Linked DNA regions of Homo sapiens: region 2 is linked to region 1. Evidence: chromatin loops called from intact Hi-C (ENCODE). Cell type or tissue: Caco-2. All regions are shown on one strand. Links, peaks and the distances in the headings refer to the core of each region. The heading gives the core; the rest is flanking DNA. Region 1 overlaps CPNE8 (copine 8). Region 2 overlaps CPNE8 (copine 8).

Region 1 (7,000 bases), core at 1,618-5,617:
CGTATCTAGTAAGTGGCAAAGTTGAGTTCCTATCCATATATGTCTAATTCCTAAGCATAAGCTTATGACCATTAGCTATATTATGTTGTTCTTCCATAAATTCTTTATTGTCGGCTTGAAGAGTGGAGCTCTTTTCTGTCAATACCAGTGTGTTAGTAACTAAAAGAAATTATAAAGCTTAGGAGATGCAATTATAATAGATCATATCAACACTACTCTACCACAAAGGATATATTTCTCTGAGGATGCAAAACACAGAATGCTTTCCTGTTTTTCTGTTCCCTACTGGTGAGAGCTTTGAGTAGAGCAATTCATAGGAGTGGCATAAACTTTAACCATGTGATGTTTTATTTCCAGTATTGATTCTTATCTTTTTCTGATGCTGAGTTACCTAATGAAGATGTAGGAAATTAAGTAATGAGAAGACTATTTAGCTAGAAATCAGCAGGCAGGGTGAGATGAAAACTAAATACTGGAGAGAGGTGATAGTCTGGGCAAATGAAAAGTAAGAAAAGTTAATTGAAATGACTATGTGACATTCAAATTTACCAGTGGAATTGAGAATTGACCTCAGGCCCTACAATTTCAGTCCAGTGCTTTCTTAGCACTGGGGAAGTCACCGTTTAACTTGCTAGCTTTTCAGTAATACTTAATTCCAGAGTTTCCCTTCATGGCAAATTCATTCTTCAGAATTTCATGTAAATAAAATAACTACTTCGATATTAATATCAGTACATTATTCTGAGCTATATGAATTGTGGCATGAGTTTGTAAAAGTCAATTTTTTCTTACCTTGCTAATTAGCTTCATGCTCTCTATGTATGTAAAATAAGTAACAAGTGACACATTAATTTTATTAAGAACAATCTCAAATGTCAGAGAGTGTAATGAACCAGAGATATGATTATAATTGCCATAACTGGTTGAAACCAACATGTGTCTCTGCCTTAGCATAATAGTGGTTTTATAATCATTTTGAGAAATGTAATTGTTTCTCACTGTCTGCAGATCCTTCTTATTGCATCCATCTCCTATAACTCTGAGCATTCCTACAATCCTCTTTTATCTAAATGTACTCCTATAAAGGAGTACTCTTTTATCTAAATGTACTCCTATTTGTAGATTTTTTGGTAATTGAAAGTAACACAAACATTTTTCTTTAATGTCTTAAATAGGTTTTCATGTTTCCAAGCTATAAGTAAAGAATATGAGAGAGAGAGAGAGAGAGAGAGAGAGAGAGAGAGAGAGAGAGAGAGAGAGAGTGAGCTGGAGTGAGAGCAAGCACGTGAGACTAAGGGATACGTGGGAACTACACTAGAATAATAAATGTATTTGCTAAACCCATCTCAATTACCTACGATTTTAGATATAGCTTATTATCTGACTTATCTTGGTATCTCCACTCTCAAATTAATTATGGAAGCAGAGATATTAGAAAGTTGATTACAATTGATTTTTATGCCAGTGGTTTCATCCAAAGCCTCTTGTAGGCATTGGGGAAAGGAGGCGTAATCAATATCAAGTTACTAGTGAATTTCTCTCTTAATTGATAATTTAAATTAGTAAATTAAAAAAATTTTTTTGGGAAAAGTTTGAAGTATACTACCTAAAAGATGATTGATTTTTTAACTTAAGACATATCTTATAATGGCTTTATTTTCTTTGTTTCACTTAAATCACTGTGCCATTGGAATGTCATATATATGGCATCTTGCTTCCTTGTGGAACACTTCAGCAAAGAAACAGCATCTGTTTTGTTTCTGGAACTAGCTCTGTGAACTTTGACAATCATGCCACTTCACTGGATCTTAGATCCTATAGAAAGGTTGAGTCTCTGGTCAAGATGACCTATGATATTACTTGGAGGTTCATAATTTTATGATTGGAGAAGCAGGACCTTAAAATAAAATGGGGACATACTTCAGTTTAAGGAAATAATGTGATTGTCAAAGCCCATTGTAAACTAGTGGTGATAATTTATCTTTAATAAAACAAACAAAAAAGGCTATTTTACTTTCAAAATATTTATCTCAGAATGTCTTTAGATAGACAATTCCTCTAGTGTATTTAAAATGATATTGAAATATGAATTTTAATTTTAATCAGAACAATTGCAGATATAGAGTAAAAGTTATTTATTATCTTTGAGTTTTTTAAATAAAAGAAGGTTTGTGAAGAAAAAGTAATAGGGAAAGGAGTAGTATTGTTACTGCAAAGGGCTCCCGACCCAGACACCAAGAGAGGGTTCTTGGATCTCGTGAAAGAAAGAATTTAGGGTGAGTCTATACAGTAAAGTGAAAGCAAGTTTATTAAGAAAGTAAAGGAATAAAAGAAGGGCTAACCCATAGGCAGAGCAGCACCAGGGTGGCTGGTTGCCCATTTTTATGGTTATTTCTTGATTATATGCTAAACCAAGGGTGGATTATTCATGCCTCCCCTTTTTAGAACATAGAGGGTAACTTGCTCATGTTGCCATGGAATTTGTAAACTGTGATGGCGCTGGTGGGAGTGTAGCAGTGAGGATGACCAGAGGCCACTCTCATTGTCATATTGGTTTTGGTGGGCTTTGGTTAGCTTCATTATAGCAGTGTGTTTTATCAGCAAGGTCTTTATGACATGTATCTTGTGCTGAACTTCTATCTTATTCTGTGACTAAATGCCTTAACCTCCTGGGAATGCAGCCCAGCAGGTCTCAGCCTTATTTTACCCAGCCCCTATTCAAGATGGAGTTGCTCTGGTTCAAACACCTCTGACAGTGTTAACATATATTTAGAAAACCTTAATTTCCTCCAAACAGTTTAACTTTGTTGCCATATTACACTTGATTTTCTAGACATAGGCTCTTAAACCTTTGTGTGATCATGAGACTTTAAAAATGTAGGCTCTAATTCAAGTGTCTAAGGTTTTTTTTTTAAAGAACTATTATGTTAGATTATTTCTAACACCAACTACTTGCTATTTCAACGTCCTCATTTTCCTTAATATTCTCCCCAAGAGTTGTCAAGTTCTGCTGTTGCTGTTCTAGTTTTTTCTCTCAACAGAAATCTATAACAAACTGTATTCATGGAAATGAACAGTGTTTGATATGAATAGATATCGGTGCCTTTTCAGTAATTTACTTTTCTAATATGTTACTTTTAAAAAATCATTTAGGTCTCTTTGGCAACTAGAGAGTTTTTAGTAAAATTGTCAGATGGATTCAGTCTTGTGTGCTTCCTCTGATCAGTTGTCACTGAGTGTGGGCTACCTGGGCTTTCTGGAACAGTTGACTTTCAAAATGAAATAAGCCAACACTGTGAGTCATGTATGCTATTACTTCCCTACCATTATAATGCTTGACTTACTATATTTCATAAGCTTTATGAATGGTTTCGGTACTTTTAAAATCACCTTATCAGTCACCAAGACTTGTTTATTCCATTCTCCAAAGTGTCGGTCACCTCCTTTCCATTTCTGCTGTCTCCACTCTGGCTCAAGAAGTAATCATTTTTCCTCTTCTTCACACATGTAGTGAGCTTCACATGTTTAGTTAGCTTTGTAAACAAAGGTTGAATTGCATGATTTTTCTTTGCAGAAACTTCCACTGTTTCAGCGTGTCCCCTTTGTTTACAGAGTAAAGTCCAAGTATGCTAGCATGTGTTCAGAGTACTTACTCATCCTGCCCAGATTCCTTTCCCAGCCTTATCTCAGACATGGGCACCAGCCAAAGTGGACTAGGTGTTAATCCCCACGTTCCTTTGTGTCTTCCCTTTCTCCACCCTTGTTGACACTTTCCTACAGCCTGAGAAGCCTTTCCCCCATTTGTGGCTCTCCTTGCCTGGTTGTCAAGATTTACCTCACTCAGTGCAATTTGTGATATTTTACTAGATTCTTGAAATTGGAATTAATTGTTGCTTCCTTGGAGTTCCCAGACAACATTTCTTGTACATTCTTTTTGTTTTATTTTGACTTAAAATTTTTTAGGTTTTTGCACGCCTGTCTCCCCAACCAAGTTTAAAAATATCTATTTGTTTTATCATTGATTATTACAAAACCAGACTTTGTGCTTTGCACATGAAAGGTTTTCAATAAATGTTTGCCACTTGATAGATTGGAAGAATGAATGTGGACATCTATGAATTTGAATATGTTTATACATTATATGTTTATACCCTTAAAAATATTAGTTTATATTGGCTGGTTGTGGTGGCTCACGCCTGTAATCCCAGCACTTTGGGAGGCCGAGGCGGACGGATCACATGAGGTTGGGGGTTTGAGACCAGCCTGACCAACATGGAGGAACCCTGTCTCTACTAAAAATACAAAATTAGCCCGGCATGGTGGCGCCTGCCTGTAATACCAGCTACTAGGGAGGCTGAGGCAGGAGAATTGCTTGAACCTGGGAAGTGGAGGTTGTGGTGAGCCGAGATCGTGCCATTGCATTCCAGCCTGGGCAACAAAAGTGAAAACTCCGTCTCAAAAAAAAAAAAAATTAGTTTATACACTTAGTGAGAACACTGAAATGCCTGCCTGATTTTGCTATTCAGTAAAGATATAATTATTTAATCTTTGTTTATATAACGTTCTACAAAGTTTTATTTGTGAAGAAATGAGAAACAAATAAATTTAAATTAAAACACATTGTCCTCAAGCAGAGCAAAGCTAATTTTAGAGGTGGCCACAGTACATTCTAAATATTGACGGATAATTTGGCCAGGCGCAGTGGCTCATGCCTATAATCGCAGCACTTTGCGAGGCTGAGGTGGGTGGATTATTTGAGGTTGGGAGGTTGAAATCAGCCTGGACAACAGGGTAAAACCCCATCTCTACTAAAAAATACAAAAATTTGTCAGGTATGGTGGTGGGTGCCCATAATCCCAGCTACTTGGGAGGGCGAGGAGGCAGGAGATTCTCTTCAACCCAGGAGGCAGTGGTTGCAGTGAGCCGAAACTATGCCACTGCACTCTGGGTTGGGTGACAGAGTGAGACTCTTTCTCTCTCTCTCAAAAAAAATATTTTATATATATACATATATATATATGTATATATATAAATAAAAATGTTGACAGATAATTCGCTTAATCTGGGCATGAATACTACCCAAAAAAAGGAGACAATTTGCATGTGTGATATCCTATATAAAATACCTAAGTAGAAAAATAAGTGAACATATCTTTTACTCAAGGAAGACTTTTGTCTTGGGGAAAAATATGTCTTAAAGTACTTGGTGAACTAATAAAGTGCAGCAGCACGTGATGGTTTCACTTGGGTATAATTTAGGGTAAGAAGAGCTGTTTGGTGGCCTGGCCACTTGAGGAAGCAAAAATTTGCTTATATGCTAATGTACTTCTTCCAGACTCTGTATTTTTTTTTATCACCAATTTAAATTTTGTGCCACACAATGTAAAATAAAATTTTAGAAAAGTCAAAATCCAACTAAAGAAAAGTGTCAAGGATGAGAAGATGGAAAACAATGCTTTCTATAAAAAAAGGAAAAGACAGAACTTGTTTACACATGTTCAAGTTAAAAATGAGGAAGTTTACTTAAGTCAAGTCACTATCCATAAATCATGTCTTTCCTACACTTGTCTGGCTATAAAGTTTCCTTGGATGGCCTAAGTAATTTCCTAAGTGCTTGTAACAGCTGAAGTATCTAAGTGCTCAGTTGATTATATTTAGCCTAAAATGTTGTCATCCCTGATTACATCAAGTCTTTCCAGAGAAACAGACCTCATTAGTGGCTATAGCTATAAAATTAGGAAAAAAAAAGAAAATTATAAAGCCACTTTGTTTCAATGAGGTCAATAAATGGTAATACAAGGTGAAGATGATGATGATTGATGAACAATTTCCAGCACATATATAAAATGCTGTGATTTAAAAAATGCAACTGTTGTGTGGTTGTGTCATTTTCATTTTGGCAGCATGGTCTAAACCAGCTATTGTCAACAAGAGGCACCATCAAAATTGCTTCAGAGGTTTTGCGAACTACTTATGGGCACTCCTGAAAATTCTAGGTTGCTTTCCTACAAGGGACTAAGTCCTCCCCATCATTTTCTCTATGCCCCCAATACCCCAGTAAAACTTCTGTCAGTTGAGCCTCAGGCCTCATCCTCCCATTCCTTCTACTTCCGTATCGTCTCTTTAACATGGCTGACCATTCTGCTAACTAGGTCCAGGCCAGTCTGACCCATGCAAAGACTATGCACAAGTTCCTTGACTCTTCCAACCTCACAATCTCTGGCCAACCTTCTCCTCCTCGCCAGGAATCCTGTACTTTGAGCTGGTAGAGTTGTACTCAAAAAGGGCAAATGACATCATACTATTACTCCCTTGTTTAAGACCCTCTAGTTGCCTGTATAATGAGTCATCAGGATCTTCCAAACCCTGACTTAAATTTTCAGCCTCATCTCTTTCTCTCTATGTCCCACCACCCTCCCCTTCTCCACTTTTGCCTCTAAACTCTTTCCTAAACTCTAAGTCACTTCAGACACCTGTGTTTCCTGAGAAAACCATGATGTTCACACTGTGGTTCTCTCTGGTAGGAACAGTTTGGCCTCACGTTGTTATCTCACCTGATGGACTCTGCCGATAGTTCAAGCATCACTCATACTATGAAGACTTTTCCTGATCCTTCAGATTGACTTGCCCACCCCTCCCTTTCTCTAATTTGTAATGAATTTATTATACATATTCCACATTTCACTGCACATATTTGTTTATAAATCTGTCTCCTTAATGGAATATAAATAATCTAGGGCCTGGAGCCCAATGTGTTCATATCATGGTCTCCAACACTAAATCCTTTATCTGGCACTTAATAACCTAGTGCTGGTTGAATCAACATTTGAATGAGTGTCAGACAGCTATTAAACTGTAAATTCTCATAGGATAAGAATCATGTCTTATTCAGCTTTGCATCCCACTTAGCTTCTAGTCCAGTGTATTGCATATAGAAAGTGCTTGATAATTATTTATTCAATATATAGTTGAAGAAAGGAACGTTAGTAGAAGAAAGGCA
Region 2 (7,000 bases), core at 1,677-5,676, 180 kb after region 1:
ACAGAAATAACTTATTGAATTGCAATTTAAAATTTTATCTCTTCTTGTTTCTTCTCACAAAAAAATAATGGAATCAAAAATTATAAAAATGTTGTTGGTTTTTTACTCGTGAATCCAATTAGAAATTATGCAGAGTTAAGAAAAGACACATTTAAATACTAAACAAAATTGTTTTCATAGCCTTTTAATATCTTTTCCTTCAAAGGAACTTATTTTTAGGCCTGGTTCGTAGTATTCAATATTATACACTTCCGTTAGTTTAGTTATTATTGATGTAGATATTTACATGAAAATACCAGCTTGATTGTTTGTGAAACCAGATTGTTAGTTTGTTACTTTTCATTCATTGTCTCAATCCGTAAAATATTGTGTTTAGCTGCAGTAGACAGATTTATGGATTCAGGTACACAGTGAGCAGATGAGACAGATGCATTCTAAATCAACCCAAATCCAATTTTTATTCAAATATTCTCTGAAATACAAACCTAATTTTTAGATCTTTTTTTTTTTGATAAGCAGTGCTGTGTTTTTTCTGGAGTATGAGATACATTCTATAATTTGAAATAGTGAAAAGTTTTATTTTCTAGACAGAAGAATAATATTCATAAAGGAGCTTTGTTATAGTGTAATAAACACTGATGGTCTCTTCTGGATTATTGACCTTGGTGTCATCATTTTTAATCACACTCTGTACTTTTATCCCTGTAGTTATTTTATTTGTCTTTACTTATTAAAAATAATTTTAGATATTAAAATTTGAATACAATTGTCTACCTAAAATTGGAGATTATTTAGTAATCTCCAACCTTTGGCATTGAATACTTCAATTATCATTAATAAGGACAATGTCAGATTCATTTCAAATTACATACTGTTATGAAATCTAAGATAATTTCTTAGGTAGCATGATAATTATTTCAATTATTATTATTTGTGAACTGGGTTTATTCACTTTTACAGACTTGTAGAATATATACTTCCATATCCCCAGCAGCTCACACTGTAAGTGTCTGAAGACAGAATCATAAATTTCAATTTGGTTCTTCTGCCTTTTAGTCCTCTATGTCTCTCAAGTGTTATGACACTCCACTTCCCCATCCCCGTAACTAAGGAACAAATATCTATAAAGTTTTCCACATCTCTTTGATTGGCAGATGAAGGGGGAAAACAGATCACAAATTTTGTTGCACACCGAGTCCCTGCTAAGGCACTAGAATTTCATGTCAACATGAAATCCTGGTCTATGCTTTTATCAGAAAATTGAGTGTGTTAGAAACTTGGAGGTCTACAGACTGTCATTTTTATCCTTTGAAAAAAGGCCAAACTCTCATCCAGCGAGTCCAGGTGAGCTTATACTAATTTCCCTGGATGTCATTTTAATTGTTTATTTGTATGATTTGTTTATTCAAAGAGACATAATTTTAAAATATTTTTATAGGTCTGAACACAGAGTGGCCATTGAATAAATACAGACTAATTAGACGGCCATTTGGAGCACGATTTTCTACCCTTTTTTTCTCCCAAATTTCTTATCAAAATTAAAACCTAATGAACAAATAGAACTTTAAATACAGAATGTGACAAACTGGAATGCAAACCCTCACATCTGTCTCTCTCAGATTTTATCAATTTGCGATCTTACTCTCTCCACGAGTCACACAGCAATCATCAGATAAAACAGATGGACCAGGCTTTCTGGAATAAGAAAACATGCTTTTGTATTGCCTCTACCGAATTTGTCTCAGCTGAACTCTATATCTTCGTTGTAGTTACTTGGAGGAAGGGCAAAATCAAGATTAGAAGCACAAACAGCTTGTTTTCTTCATATCTTAAGAGAAAGGGAGTATGAGAGAAGGTAATAGGAGAGACAGTAAGTGGGCAGTAACTTCCTTATTGAATAAGAAATTCAATAAGGAATAAATGTTTGCGAAAAAGTCAGCCCAATTTCAAAGAAGTGGTTGCTGATAATTGAGGCATTGTATAGTAGTGGCAAAGAATTTGGGTTCTGGCATTAATTGTACAGTTCAAATCCTAGATCTGCCTCTTGCTAGCATAACCTGTTTTCATTTCTGTAAAATAGGAATATGAATAACAATGATTATTTCATAGAGTGGCTGTGAGGGTTAACTGAATTTCATGTAGTTAACCCTCAATAAATGCTAGCTATTATTTTTCTGAAAAATCTCAAAGTTCTAATACGTCTAAGCTCATCGTATTGTTGTCATCATATTGTTGTAGTAATTGCCCTAGTTATAAGAGATATGAAGAAAAAAGTATGTATTCAAATTTACAAAGCCCATGAAAATCACTTTCTTGTAGTTCATTTCTATTTGAGGATAACCCCAGGATACTTCTTTCAGTCCAGACAGTCCTGTTCGCTCCAACCCAAACTCAACTCTAAATCTAAAACTTGTTTGAAAAAAATTTTTAAAGAGCTATCTACCTATCATAAGCTAATCTTAAAGGCTAAAGTGGGCTTCTTGATACTACTTATTTTGGAGGCTAGATCAATATCAGTAAGTTCCTTTATCAACAGGCCCCATACAGATTATTTTTTTTACTTAAAAATACTTGAACAATTGAAATGACTCTGTAAAACATTTAATTTAGTTTTATAAAATTGGTGGCAGCCTGGGCATGGTGGTTCACACCTGTAATCCCAGCACTTTGAGAGGCTGAGGCAGGTGGATCTTTTGAGCCCAGGAGTGTGAGACCAGCCTGGACAATATAATGTGCCCGCATCTCCATAAAAACTAAAAAATATAATAGTTGGGTGTGGTGGCACATGTGTGTTCTCCCAGCTACTCAGTGGGCTAAGGTGCAGGGGCGGGGATTGTTAAACCCAAGAGGTTGAGGCTGCTGTGAGCCATGATGATGCCACTGCACTCCAGCCTGGCAACAGAGCAAGATCTCTTCTAAAAAAAAAAAAAAAAAAATGGCATCATTGCATTGGATATGTTGCTATGTTGCTTCAGGAAGCACATCTGGCCAGAACATGCAACACTATAAAGTTTTTTTTTTCCTTAATCCCATTTCTTATTCGAAAATGGAATATACATGTCTAGAATTTTTTATAATGCTTTTTGTTGTGGCACCCAAGTACTTTCATTCATCAAATCAGTGGAAAGCTAAACTCTGTGGTGCTGAGTAGGGATAAATCTAATAAAAACAAAGCCATTCTGCCTTCTATAAATATTTTCACATGGAACATTATCATATCAAAACTGAACTCATTTTCACATGGAACATTATCATATCGAAACTGAAAAGTTTGTTTAGAAAACAAACTTTTAGGAATATTAAGAAGACTGTTATAAACATTTATTTGGTTAAGATTTGATTCTCATTTTTGTACGTTTAAAATGTATACTTGGGCCGGGCGTAGTGGGTCATGCCTGTAATCCCAGCACTTTGGGAGGCCGAGGCGGGTGGATCACCTGAGGTCAGGAGTTTGAGACCAGCCTGGCCAACATGGTGAAACTCCGTCTCTACTACAAATACAACAGTTATCTGGGCGTGGTGGCGCATGCCTGTAATCCCAGCTACTTGGGAGGCTGAGGCAGGAGAATCGCTTGATCCCAGGAGGCGGAGGTTGCAGTGAGCCGAGATTGCGCCACTACACTCCAGCCTGGGCAGCAAGAGCAAAACTCCATCTGGAAAAAAAAAAAAAAAAGAACTACACTTGGAAAGCTTAGAGATATCTAGTTACATACTTTATGATTGTGATTTCATTGCCAGTTTGTTATGCTGCAGATAAATTTTTTCAGAGCTCTCCATTTCAAAGTCAAAGGAAACTCTTCAGGTATGCCTCATCGTCAGGACTAGCACTAATCTTGCCAAATATTGACACTCTATTGGTATTGGGCAGTTTCATAGTTATGTTGCTTGGTTACAGTGTGCACTTTTAGCCACACACAGTGAAAACTGAAAGAACTGAGTGATGCAACAGCAATGAATTTTTGCAAAACTATTATTAATAGTAGGAAAACAACTTTAAATATTTTCCTCCTGATGATGTACTAGTAATTTTCTCTTGAAACATATAACTTTTCTTCGAAACTTAGAAACTTTTGTAGGAACAAAATTTTATCATCTATTTCTGTGAAATTATTCTATTGTAGACAACACACTTTGCTATTTCTAAAATAGTTTCACAGTGGTGGGCAATTAAAAGGTTGGGGGCTGGGAGCAGGAGAAACAGAAATACAAAAAAACAGTAGCTTAGCAAGGGCAGGAGGTAGTAGAGTGGGAAAGAATTTATCACGGACATTGCTTAGAATTGCTAGTGTACGGTGATATTAAAATGTAGGTTGCATATGCATAAGATATATTACTATATTTGAGTTCTGTACAGACAGTGTACCCCTCTACTGCCTGTACTGGTTACAGCTTCATTGCCCCACCCTTGATACATCACTAACCCACATTATGGGAAGGACTAGTGGAAAATAAATTTATGTTAATATAAAGAAAGAACTCTCTTCTGACCCCACAGAGGAGAGTGTTAGCATGAACCAGTAGAAAATGGCATGGGTTGCTCACGAAATTTGTCCTACAGCATGTAGAGTATTTGCTATGTGCAAGTACTTGAGAGTTTTATTTCTAACATTTAGAAGTCTCCTTCAATGTGGTTGTTACCTGTCTGTCATATGAGAAAACTAGGACCCAGAGATTTGATAGTTTTGCAAGGAGTCACAACTAGCTAGCTAGTGGTGATTCTGGGCTTCAAACTCCAGTCTATATGACTCAAGAGTTCACTGTCTTCCTACTAGGCAGGCATTACCTCTCTGGCACCTACCTCATTTTAAATGGGATTTTGATGGATAGTGCTTACAGTTTCGGTTTGGGGTTGGTTTTTTTTTTTTTTTTTTTTGTTAGCTTATTTTGATTATGTCACATATATTTTCTAACTATTGGTTAGAAAAGAGGTTGGCAATTTTGCATACCTTTTTGATAAGGTGTTCTTGAATTGCATGAAGATAAGCTAGCCTCCTTATGAAGTTGTATTTTGGAGTAGTAGTATTGTGTGAAAAAAATATAGAAATCAATCTTCAAAGTCTAGAGAAATTAGAAAGTTTTATTGATTTGTAAAAACTGAATTCAGTAAGGTTGAAGAATAAAGAGTTGAGGGATCATATCTCTTGTCTCCAGTTATTTTTTTTATTGTTACTTTTGACATTTCACTGATCCCCAGGAATCCAGAGTGCATGAAGGAAAGAAAGGATAGAAAATAAGGCAAAAGTCAAAGTTTACAATTACTTCATGCAGTAGAATTTTGTTTGAGGAAGTACCTAGATAACACCTAACAAGGTTAGATTATAAATTCATGGCTCAGTTTTGGGTTGAACAGATTGGTACCTTATTAGTGGGTGTGAAGGAAAGGAAATCTGACATGGGAGCATCAGATTCTTTGCAATAACCTGAACCTCTGGTAGACCCAGAAATTTGATAAGCATTATACAATCCAGTATTCAAAGAAGTATGCTCACGTTCTGAAAAACTAGTATCAATAATCATGATAATAATGAGTCATCTACTTAATGGGCCTTCTAAAGGACAGGTTCTTTTATGGTCCTCACAGCAACAATCAGGGAAGGTTTTATAATTATTTACAAGTGAGCTGCAGAAGATTGAATAGTTTTTTCAAGATCACGTGAATCATGAGTGAAAGTATTTATATCTGAATTTGCATTTGTGCATCTCACAACCTGCCCTCATTCTAGCAGATCTTACTTGGCAAGGTTAATTCACTGAGTAGTTCATGGGCATGGGATGCCAGAATTTTGAAGATGCAATAAAGTTTGGAATGAGGCATCTGTCTGCATTGTCATTCAGGTAGTTGAACCAATTTTAAGAAAAGCAAAAGGATAAGACAGAAAAGGGCTCAGGGTTTAGCCCATGGTGAGAGAAGGTCAAGAAGGGTTAGGTTGGATGACAATGTTTGAGGCAAGTGCACCAGGGCTTCAGGGCATGTTCCAGAACCAAAGTGTGAACTAGAATACATATTGGTAAATCAAGGCAGAAGCATAGTCCTGGTACCAATATAGAAAGAATGTGAGGAATATTATTGTTAGGTGGGCATCCCAACTACATTTTTGGGTTCTAGATACCAACAGCTAGTGGATGTGAATCTGTTTGTCAAGATTAATTTAAAGAGGAGTGGGAGAAATCCACTGTATAATTTACAAAGTTCAGTTTGTGCAACTGAACTAGATTTGAAATTGGGAAGAAAGGAAAACAAGCCTTCTGCACATCCCTATCACAGTTTTGTTAGTTCTCTGTAATTAATTCAAAATAACAGCTGTAGAAAACACATGTAAGATGGTATTACTCTCTGTATGTGTATATGTGTGTCTAGTTTTCTTTGATACTCACATATATACTTGCTTCCTGTGGATCTTTGCTGTGCTAGTAAATTATTCTCATCTTGACATCTGATTTCTCTGTCATTCACAGCTTTTGGAAAGATGGTAAAATAGGGGCATTTTCCAAGTTCATATTTTAGTAGTACTAGGACATATGTATTGGGAGATCTCCTAAGATGTTAGTACTAACTCATGCAATTTGGCAGGCATAACTTTTTATATTCTAAAATATAATGCTGCTAACTGGATTTTATGAAATCCTTCTGTCTTTTCTGCTTCTAAAACATAAAATGACAGCTAAAGTAACACTTCCTAAACAAAATGTTTCGAGGATTTAAATGTGATTGTTTTATGAATATTCTGTCAGGAGTAATCTTATATAAATTTGGATTTTTTTTTTACTTTGACACGATTGATTTTTTTTTTCCTCTAACATTAGGCTTCAAGCAATATTAGAGAATGAAAAAGGGTAATGACGTTACTGATTGAAATGTTGTTTGGTTTACTTTTATAACAAATTATGTATTAAAGTCTTCAAGAAACCTGTTTTATAGCTTGAGGTTATAGTATTGCTAGGAACTTTCTTTAAATTTTTTATCAGTTAATATTTTCTAAATACATAGAATATGACACTT

What was found. Hi-C counts contacts between places; a loop is a spot of excess contacts. Peaks named below come from ENCODE experiments on the same cell type or tissue, not always from the same donor. Only the 100,000 strongest peaks of a DNase experiment are listed, where the experiment ranks them.
Region 2: a loop joins it to region 1, with 10 times the contacts of the local background. A loop is called at or near these places in 1 of 110 quality-filtered maps.

What each region holds. Positions count from the first base shown.
Region 1 is chr12:38,888,921-38,895,920 of GRCh38, reverse strand. The region is part of intron 1 of CPNE8 (copine 8); the gene reads left to right. Among named protein-coding and RNA genes, the nearest start is that of CPNE8, 13 kb to the left of the region's middle. RefSeq lists a silencer at 3,263-3,342. In Caco-2, for the core only: no CTCF peak of the experiment used is centred there; a DNase peak (open chromatin) is centred at 3,690.
Region 2 is chr12:38,708,142-38,715,141 of GRCh38, reverse strand. The region is part of intron 13 of CPNE8 (copine 8); the gene reads left to right. Among named protein-coding and RNA genes, the nearest start is that of CPNE8, 190 kb to the left of the region's middle. In Caco-2, for the core only: no CTCF peak of the experiment used is centred there; no DNase peak of the experiment used is centred there.